Linked DNA regions of Homo sapiens: region 2 is linked to region 1. A link is an interaction called in ENCODE POLR2A ChIA-PET data of the cell type or tissue named here. Cell type or tissue: OCI-LY7. All regions are shown on one strand.

Region 1 (5,000 bases):
TACAGTTGAGTGGTCTGGCATATTTACCATAAACACAGTGGAAGAAGGTTAAGAGGAATTACAATATCAATCTTGTGGAGGTTTCGGAAATGAGGTAGACACTAATAGCCAAGCTAAGGTGAACCGGAAAGAAGTCAGGACTTAATATAAAGCACAGGGCAAGCCCCCTAAGATATCCAAGGAAGATCCTGACCACAAGCAGGGGCATCGTTTTTCAAAGGAAAAAGGAGAAAAGCTGGCACATACCACGACCTGCTGTCGGACGGAGATGGCCTGTTCTGCTGCAGCTTTGCACGCCTCCTTTGCCTGTTCCCGGGCAGCTGCAAGGGAGAGAACTTGTCTCTGGAGTTGGTGAATCCAGCAACCACCCTCCCCTCCATCTCCATCCCCCTCCGACTTGGCCTAGCCACAGGGGTTGTCACGGCTGATTCCTCCTCCCTCTCAGGTCCCCGGTCCCCCATCTCTGCAGGACAGGCTGCCTCAGAGCTCAGGCTCAGGTGCTCTGCCCACCTTCAGCTACACGTGAGCTGATCCTCCCCAGCCCTGCCTGCTCCTCTTCTGTGAACCTAAATGCTCAGTGGCCTGTGGACCTGAGGGCGTTTAACAGGATCGTCACCATCACCATCGTGGACAAACCTGCTCAAACCAGCTACTTTGGCTGCCAGCAACTCCAGCTTTCCAGCTGCTCAGGACAAAACCTTCATCCAAGGTTCCCTTCCCTTTTCTCACATGCCACATCCACCTCATCATCAAATGCTGTCAGCTTTGCTATGGGACAGATCAAGGCTCTGACAGCTTCTCACCACCTCCTCTGCTCCCACGCTGGTCTCAAAGCCACCATCCCCTCTCGCCTGAGCCACTGCCATGTCTCCTATCCCTTCCTGGACTCCCATCCTGTCCTCTATAGTCTACTGTTGACACAGCAGCCAGAGTGCCACATGTCAGTCACTTCCCCCCGTCTGCTCAGCACCCTCCTGGCTTCTGAACTCAGAGTAAAAGGCAGCGTCATCCCGTGGGCCTCTGCTGGCTCCTTCCCCATCTCCTGCTCTTCTCTACCCGCTCTGCTCATGCAGGCCCACTTGCTGCTGCTCAGCATGCCCAGTGAACTAGCCCCAGGGCCTCTGGGCTCGCTGTGCTGTGGCTCCAGAACTCTTCTCTAGGTCACTGCAGGTCTCGTCAATGTCGCATTCATTAGACTGCCTTCTCCAACCACCAACGAGACAGCTACAGCACCTCCAGCACTCCCCACCAATCTCTCTGCACAGCACCTGCTGCCATCTGCCAGGATAGATACTGATTGCCCACCATCCCTCAGCAGAAGGGAAGCCCCACAGGGGCTTCATTCATCGCCGTATCTGGCACTTGGCTGAAACAGCGGGTGTGCAACAGCCATTCTTTAACAGCCGACTGAGTTGCAAGGAAGTGAGTGTTACCTGTTTGCTCAGCTGCCTTCTTCTTGACAGCTTCTTTAGAGTCTTTTTGTACTTGTACCTGGGCCAGCTTCCAGCGGTTGCTGATCTATAATGAAAGCAAATATAACAAAAAAAACCCTCCAAAGTCAGCCACCTAAGTCTGTCTTACTTTTCATGAGGTGACGAAGGGCAGGTTAACCTAAGAAGTACACACATTCTAAGTCATAAATTTTCAAATCTAAGGGCATGAAAAATAAATTTCATGCTGGCTTTATTGCTAAAATCCCTATTAAGGACAAAGTGCTACTGTCCTCCAGGCACTGGGCCATCCATCATCTCATTCAATCCCTCTGTAACCCTGGGAAAAAGGTACTGTCATCACCCTCTCTTTAGAGATGAGCAAACAGACTCCGGGAGAGTAAATAACTTGTCCAAGGGACATGGTCAGTAAATGACAGAAGCAGACTCAAGGCTGGGCTTCCGCAAGTCTGCTGTGTTTCTTTATGACACCCCACGGACCTATGGCGTTACAACACATGGAGGTGACACTGGGCATAACACACAGGACGTGCAGTTGTTCAGTGTGACATAACCCGTGGGGGGAAAAGAGGAGAGAAGGCAGAAGCCCCACCTGATTCCCCATTTCCAAAAATAGCAAGCTAACTCAGGGACAGGAACGGGGCTGGGGGACCTCTCGGTTTTGCCTAACAAAAGAGCTCTGCTGCCACACAGAGGAAGCCAGTCGCCCATGTCATCAGAGCAGACGCTTCCTAAAGGGAGGAAGGAGGCTGCGAACAACAGTTCACGTTCTGGCTCTGGGGAACATCTCAAGAGGGTCTAGGGGAGGTGTGCTCTCATTCTTACTCATAATGCTGGTAAAAACAAGCCAGATAAGTAAGATAGAGTGTTTTAAAATTAAAGCTGTCACCTTTAAGAGCCTTAAAGTAACAGACATCTATAAAAATGCATCAAGCTGTATATTTAATATTTGTGTACTTTACTACATATAGATTAAACCTCAATTTAAAAACCGCAAATGAAGATTTGTTTCTTACAAAGTTTCCAAGTGCTTTTCTTTTTCTTTTTTGGCTAGAGTTCGCTCTGTCGCGCAGGTTGGAGCGCAGTGGCGCAACCTCGGCTCACTGCAAGCTCCGCCCCCCAGGTTCAAGCGATTCTCCTGCCTCAGCCCCCCGAGTAGCTGGGACTACAGGCGCCTGCCACGACGCCTGGCTAATTTTTTGTATTTTTAGTAGAGACGGGGTTTCACCATGTTAGCCAGGATGGTTTCGATCTCCTGACCTCATGATCCGCCCGCCTCGGCCTCTCAAAGTGCTGGGATTACAGGCGTGAGCCACCATGCCCAGCCCAAGTGCTTTTAAGAATCTCACTGAAGTTCTGGACCCTTTCCCTAGAAACAATGCTAGAAAATAAAGGGCTTTTGCATTCATTTTCACGGGATTCACAGATGAGATAGGCTTGTCTAAAACAGAAACCTGGTATGAATAATTAAGAAATCCCCTTTTCTTAGAAAGTCTCTTTTAGGGCCAGGCGCAGTAGCTCACGTCTGTAGTCCCAGCACTTTGGGAGGCCAAGGCGGGTGGATCACCTGAGGTCAGGAGTTCGAGACCAGCCTGGTCAACATGGTGAAACCCCATCTCTACAAAAATTAGCCGGGCATGACAGCAGGTGCCTGTAATCCCAGCTACTTGGGAGGCTGAGGCAGAACTGCTTGAACCTGGGAGGTGGAGGTTGCAGTGAGTCAAGATTGTGCCTCTGCACTCCAGCCTGGGTGACAAAGCGAGACTCCATCTCAAAAAAAAAAAAAAAAAAAAAAAGTCTCTTTTAGAACAGGTGACAAGTCCACTTACTTCATAGATTTTGGTTGATGGATCGAACTTCGCTGCCTGAGAGACGGGAGCACGGTGTCCCAGTGAGGGCAGAAACTGGAGGAAGGAAATGGCTGTGTGAAACGCTGCCGGGAACGGAATCTAGAGCCACGGGGCAGAAGCGCTCAGATGGGGGGTTGCTGGTGCCTTGTCAGCGTCTTTGCCAGGACACCAGGGCAGCCGACACACTGGCTTCAGAGGCTTCCTTCCCAGGTAAAAGCATGTACAGCTGTAGGCATCTCTGCATATCCTGTCAGCCCTGACAAAACTACTACTCACCATCCTAAATGGATTTTCAAAGGACTCCATGATGTTCTGGGCTTTTTTCTGTGCAACTGTCAATGGACCCTTTTTACTGTCTTCAGCACTAGGTTCCTGCAGGGACAGACAAAAAACGATCACTAATGACCATGATCATCTGTGACATCAAGATGCAAGCAAGAGAGCAACAGTTAACAGTGATTTTTTTTTTTTTTCTGGAGACAGAGTCTCGCTCTTTTGCCCAGGCTGGAGTACAGTGGTGTGATCTCTGCTCACTGCAACCTCCACCTCCTGTGTTCAAGCGATTCTCCTGCCTCAGCCTCCTGAGTAGCTGGGATTACAGGCACGTGCCACCATGCCCAGCTAATTTTTGTATTTTTAGCAGAGACCAGGTTTCACCATATTGGCCAGGCTGGTCTTGAACTCCTGACCTCAAGTGGTCCACCCGCCTTGGCTTCCCAAAGTGCTGGGATTACAGGTGTGAGCCACCGCACGCACCCGGCCAGTAACAGTGATATTAATACCAATGGCTAAGGCTAATTTTTCATACACTCTCTTATGTATAAGGTGTTGTGTCTGCAACAGCACACAGTAGCATTTCAATATCAATGTGCTGGATCAGTGAATTCTCAGCATGTCCTCATAGCCTATGAGGTGGTATTACTCTCACCATCTTACAGAGGAGGAAACTGAGGCCTACAGAGGTTGTGACAGTCTTTCAGAGGCTTGCAGTGAATACAAGCAGACCAAGGATCTAAACCCACCATGGTCTGGCTCTAGAACATGAGGTCTTAATTGATGCCTGAAATTTATTTTATGTATGTATGTATTATTTTTTTGAGTGGAGTCTTGCTCTGTTGCCCAGGTTGGAGTGCAGTGGTGCCATCTCTGCTCACTGCAACCTCCGCCTCCTGGATTCAAGTGATTCTCCTGCCTCAGCCTCACGAGTAGCTGGGATTACAAGCGTGCGCCACAATGCCCGGCTAATTAAAGACAGGGTTTCACCATGTTGGCCAGGCTGGTCTCAAACTCCTGACCTCAGGTGATATGCCCGCCTTGCCCTCCAAAAGTGCTGGGATTACAGGTGTGAGCCACCACGCCAGGCCTGAAATTTAGTATTACATATCTTTATAGGGAATCATTGAAATTATGCAACAAAATGCTGCTTCCAACTGGGTTCATAAATATGTGCTATCCTTTTGCTTCATCTGTAATTATGCGCCCTTGCAACACAAGAGTGCAGGGAGACCACAGCCTCCTTTACACCAAACAGCACTTCCGTATCAAAGCAGCCCAGAGCTCATGCTAACACGCTTAGCTGCTAAATCATCTTCATGACTCAAATTAGCTCTGAGGTCAGCTAAAGCGCCTAGTATTTTCTCATTAATTGCTAAAGCAAGGCCCAATCTAGATTTATGTAATTAAGTTAAAAACCAAAGTG
Region 2 (5,000 bases), 880 kb after region 1:
GCCTCAGGAAGCTTTGACTCATGGCAGGCATGTCACATGGTGAGAGCTGGAGCAAGAGAGAGGAGGAAGTGCAAGGCTCTTTTAAACAACCAGCTCTCTGCTGGGCACGGTGGCTCATGCCTGTAATCCTGGCACTTTGGGAGGCCAAGGCGTGTGGATCATTTGCGGTCAGGAGTTTGAGACCAGCCTGGCCAACATGATGAAACCCCGCCTCTATTAAAAATACAAAAATTAGCTGGGCATGGTGGCGAGTGCCTGTAGTCCCAGCTACTCAGGAGGCGGAGGTTGCAGTGAGTTGAGATTGTGCCACTGCACTCCAGCTTCGGTGACAGAGTGAGATGCTGTCTCAAAAAAAAAAAAACAAAAACAAACAAACAAACAAAAAAAACAACCCAGCTCTCTTGGTCGGGCATGATGACTCATGCTTGTAATCCCAGCACTTTCGGAGGCTGAAGCAGATCACCAGAGGTCAGCTGTTCAAGACCAGCCTGGCCAACGTGGCAAAGCCCCGTGTCTACTAAAAACATAAAAATTAGCCAGGTGTGGTGGCACCCGCCTGTAGTCCCAGCTACTTGGGAGGCTGAGGCAGGAGAATAGCTTGAACCCAGGAGGTGGAGGTTGCAGTGAGCTGAGATCATGCCACTGCACTCCAGCCTGGGTGACAGAGTGAGACTCTGTCTCAAAAAAATAAAAACCAACCAGCTCTCACATGAACTCAGAGCAAGAACTCACTCATTACCAAGGAGATGGCACCAAGCCATTCATGAGGGATCTACCTCTGTGACCCAAACACCTCCCACTGGGCCCCACCTCCAACAGTGGGGATCACATTTCAATGTGCAATTTGGAGGGGACAAATATCCAACTATATCGGTCAGTTACTGGGTGGAGGGAGCCCTGGAGGAGACTCAGGAGACCTGGGTTATTTCCTGCTCTATCATCCTTTCTTCCCTGGGCCCTGTTCTGTAATGGGTTGACATGAAGACACTTCCTGCCAGAATTTGACAGGTCACTGGGAACAAAGACCTCCTCCCTGTCACCTCCCTCATCCTCCATTCCCATTCACCATACCCTCCTCTGTCTGCAGACAACCTTTTAGTCCTCACGGTGGCCACTAAGGAGACCGAGGGATTCCGTCGCTTCAAGCGCTCAGCTCAGTTCTTCAACTACAAGATCCAGGTAAGGGGTTTCCTGGGTGAGGCAGAGACAGTGAGGGGTGGCAGGAGGATCTAGGAGCTAGTGTCCTTTCCAAACTACCACGTCTCTTAAGATAGACTTGGGGCCACAGGGGAGGCTTCTGGAAGCCTGAAGGATGAAAATGAGTTAGTCGGGAATGGGAAGACACAGCAGAGGACACAGCATGAGTCTAGGGGGTGATGGAGAGGGAAAGAGTTGGCTAAAGAAATGCTCAGATGTTAGTGTGCAGGAGCCTCAGCTGAGAGGCTAGTTTAGAGGACAGGGCCTCGGGATCAGCATTTCCACAAGTACCACCCCGTAATTTGGGGATGGGCACGGTCTAGACATCTTCCCGGTATTATAAACACTGCTCTAAAGAAACATGAGTGGTCCCGCACAGGGGCTCACGCCTGTATTCCCAGCACTTTGGGAGTCTGATGATCCACTGAGGTCAGGAGTTCGAGACCAGCCTGGCCAACATGGCGAAACCCCATCTCTACTAAAAATATAAAAAAATTAGCTGGGCATGATGGCACGCACCTGTAATCCCAGCTGCTTAGGAGGCTGAGGCGGGAGAATCACTTGAACCTGGGAGGCGGAGGTTGCAGTGAGCCGAGGTGGCGTCACTGCACTCCAGCCTGGGCAATAGAGTGAAACTCTGTCTCAAAAAAAAAAAAGAAAATAAAAGAAAAAAGAAACATGAGCTAATGCCCGATCGACCACTGGCATGGGCTTGGTGTCATCTGTGTGCAGTCCATGGGGCTGAGCCCTGCAGGGAGACGAGTATCCTGAGTGCTTCCTTATGTCAGGCACAAGGTTGGGCACTGGCAATAGGGTGATGGACAATACAGAACATGTCATTGCTTACACAGAGCTTGCAATCTAGTGGCATTAAGTCAGCAAGCAAGTGTATCAGCTCACATGAATGAGGGTTGCAGCAGAGGGTTGCTTCAGGCATGGCTGGATCCAGGGATTCAAGCAGCAAAGTGAGGGCCTTGTGTTTCCATCTCTAGGCCCTGTTTGTTTTAATCGTGGTGGCAAGATGACCACCAGCCACAGATTCATGTGCCCCAGTTTCTCAACTTCAGCAGAAGGAGACAGGCTTTCCTTTTTAGGAAAGGCCTGCAGACTGTTCTGTTTTTCACAGAACAGTCCCAGGGAAGGCGCTGATAGGCCATGCTGGGGTCACATGCTCAAATCTCCGGATGTGGGAGGGGCAGGAAGGGTGGGACATTCTGATTGGACAGGCATGGTCACATGACCACCAGGAACCGGCTAATCCTCATACAGGTGGAGAATGGTTTCCTTACAGGGGAGGGTCAGAGTTGCTGGACCCACAGGAGCAAAAAAATTATTTCTTTTTCTCTTTTTTTGAGACGGAGTGTTGCTCTGTCTCCCAGGCTGAAGTGCAATGGAGCGATTTCGGCTCACTGGAACCCCCACCTCCCGGGTTCAAGCAATTCTCCTACTTTAGCCTCCCGAGTAGCTGGAATTAGAGGCATGTGCCACCACACGCCGCTAATTTTTGTGTTTTTAGTAGAGACAGGGTTTCGCCATGTTGGCCAGTCTGGTCTTGAATTCCTGACCTCAGGTGGTCCACACGTCTCGGCCTCCCAAAGTGCTGGGATTACCAGCATGAGCCACCACGGCCAGCCCTGGAAAAATATTTCTTTACCAAAAGCCCGTGTTAAGGGGTGTTTCTCTCCAGGCGCTTGGCCTAGGGGAGGACTGGAATGTGGAGAAGGGGACGTCGGCAGGTGGAGGGCAGAAGGTCCGGCTGCTGAAGAAAGCTCTGGAGAAGCACGCAGACAAGGAGGATCTGGTCATTCTCTTCGCAGACAGGTAGGTGGGTCAGGGCTTCCTAGCCTGGGCCCCTCCGCGGAAGATAGAAGAATATTCTAAAATGAGGCCCTCCCAGAACATCGGGGAAGAAGGGGGACCACTCTAGCTAAGGTTGCCTAGTTTTAGGGTGTCCATTCCCGGTCTTAGTAAAGCCCATTCCCAGGCTTGGTGAAAAGATAAAGAGGAGGTGACCCATGAGTGTGATGGGCCCCCTTTAAGTAAGAGAAGAATGACATGTTGTGGGGACCATCTCTTTGCCCAGGGTGCGGGTGGGAACATGGCAGGCAGGGCTGCAGACAGAGACAGGTCCATTTCCCAGATGGTGGCCCAGGCTGGCGTGGGCAGAGGGCCATTTGTGGAGCACTTGATCCCTGGTCCCTCCTGTCTGTGCCCTCACTGGGCCCCTGCTCACCCTTGCCCTGCTCCGTCTTCTCGCTGCTCTGGCCACAGCTATGACGTGCTGTTTGCATCGGGGCCCCGGGAGCTCCTGAAGAAGTTCCGGCAGGCCAGGAGCCAGGTGGTCTTCTCTGCTGAGGAGCTCATCTACCCAGACCGCAGGCTGGAGACCAAGTATCCGGTGGTGTCCGATGGCAAGAGGTTCCTGGGCTCTGGAGGTGAGAGGCCTGGGTGCAGGGCGCTTGGCCCAGCAGAGGGGTCCATCTACTGCCTTTGTGGGGACCCCCCTTGTTTGACGTGCAATCTGGGTGTCTCACAGGTCTCCAGTGCAGAATGTCCTGAATAGAGCTCCTGACTTTTCAACCCCAAATGTGCTCCCCTGCAGTTCTGATCTCATTCAACAGACACGCAGCCCCATAGACAGAACCCAGGAGTCACTCCTGACTCCTCCCTTGCCCTCCTCCACCTACGTCCAATGCCAGTCACCTGTCTACTACTTTTTAAATTTTGAGACGGCATCTCAGTCTGTTGCCCAGGCTGGAGTGCAGTGGTGGGATCTCAGCTCACTGCAGCCTCCGCCTCTTGGGCTCAAGCAATCCTCCTGCCTCAGCCATCCAAGTCACTGGGATTACAGGCATGCACCACTATGCCCGGCTAATTTTTGTATATTTAGTAGAGATGGGGTATCGCCATGTTGGCCAGGTGGGTCTCGAACTCCTGGCCTTAAGTGATCCACCTGCCTCGGCCTCCCAAAGTGCTGGGATTATAGGCATGAGTCACCACACCTGGCCACCTGCCTCCTACTTCCTAAAGATCTCTGGAATCTGCTCTCTCTGGCCCACAGTTCACTGCCACCATTCTCACTGGGCTCCTGGCCGTTGGTAGGAGCCTCCTTACTGCTCTGCCATTCCCTACCCTCATGCCCTTCCAGGCCATTCTCCATCCAGCAGCCAGAGGTGTCTTTAAACGATGCAAATCCAAGGCCAGGCGCGGTGGCTCACGCCTGTAATGTCAGCACTTTGGGAAGCCGAGGTGGGAGGATCACTTGAGGCCAGGAGTTCAAGACCAGCCTGGCCAACATGGCGAAACCCCATCTCTACTAAAAATATAAAAGGTAGCCGGGCGTGGTGGTACACGCCTGTAATCCCAGCTACTTGGGAAGCTGAGGCAGGAGAATCTCTTGAACCCAGGAGGTAGAGGTTGCAGTGAGCTGAGATGGTGCCACTGCACTCAAAAAAATAAATAATTTTTTTAAATAAAAAATAATACTATATTTTTTTATAATGTAAAATATATTATATATATTATATATAATAATTTATATAATATATATAATATATATATTGGTGGCTCATGCCTGTAATCTCAGCACTTTGGGAGGCCGAGGTGGGCGGATCACGAGGTCAGGAGATCGAGACCATCCTGGCTAACACGATGAAACCCCGTCTCCACTAAAAATACAAAAAATTAGCCAGGTGTGGTGGCAGGCGCCTGTAGTCCCAGCTACTCGGGAGGCTGAGGCAGGAGAATGGCATGAACCCGGGAGGCGGAGCTTGCAGTGAGCCGAGATCGTGCCACTGCACTCC

Evidence for each region. Peaks named below come from ENCODE experiments on the same cell type or tissue, not always from the same donor. Only the 100,000 strongest peaks of a DNase experiment are listed, where the experiment ranks them.
Region 2: POLR2A ChIA-PET joins it to region 1 with 5 read pairs; 1 of 35 experiments calls an interaction of 5 or more read pairs at or near these places.

Annotation. Positions count from the first base shown.
Region 1 is chr1:11,070,654-11,075,653 of GRCh38, forward strand. It overlaps EXOSC10 (exosome component 10), which reads right to left. Exons shown (of 25, transcript NM_001001998.3): 18 at 3,578-3,673; 19 at 3,281-3,355; 20 at 1,434-1,518; 21 at 247-320. Among named protein-coding and RNA genes, the nearest start is that of SRM, 13 kb to the left of the region's middle. RefSeq lists an enhancer at 2,314-2,363. In OCI-LY7, CTCF peaks have their summits at 2,145 and 2,344; a DNase peak (open chromatin) is centred at 2,128; H3K4me3 peaks cover 756 bases; H3K27ac peaks cover 1,593 bases.
Region 2 is chr1:11,946,889-11,951,888 of GRCh38, forward strand. PLOD1 (procollagen-lysine,2-oxoglutarate 5-dioxygenase 1) reads left to right here. Exons shown (of 19, transcript NM_000302.4): 2 at 1,088-1,179; 3 at 2,885-3,018; 4 at 3,469-3,632. Among named protein-coding and RNA genes, the nearest start is that of PLOD1, 15 kb to the left of the region's middle. In OCI-LY7, no CTCF peak of the experiment used is centred here; a DNase peak (open chromatin) is centred at 2,383.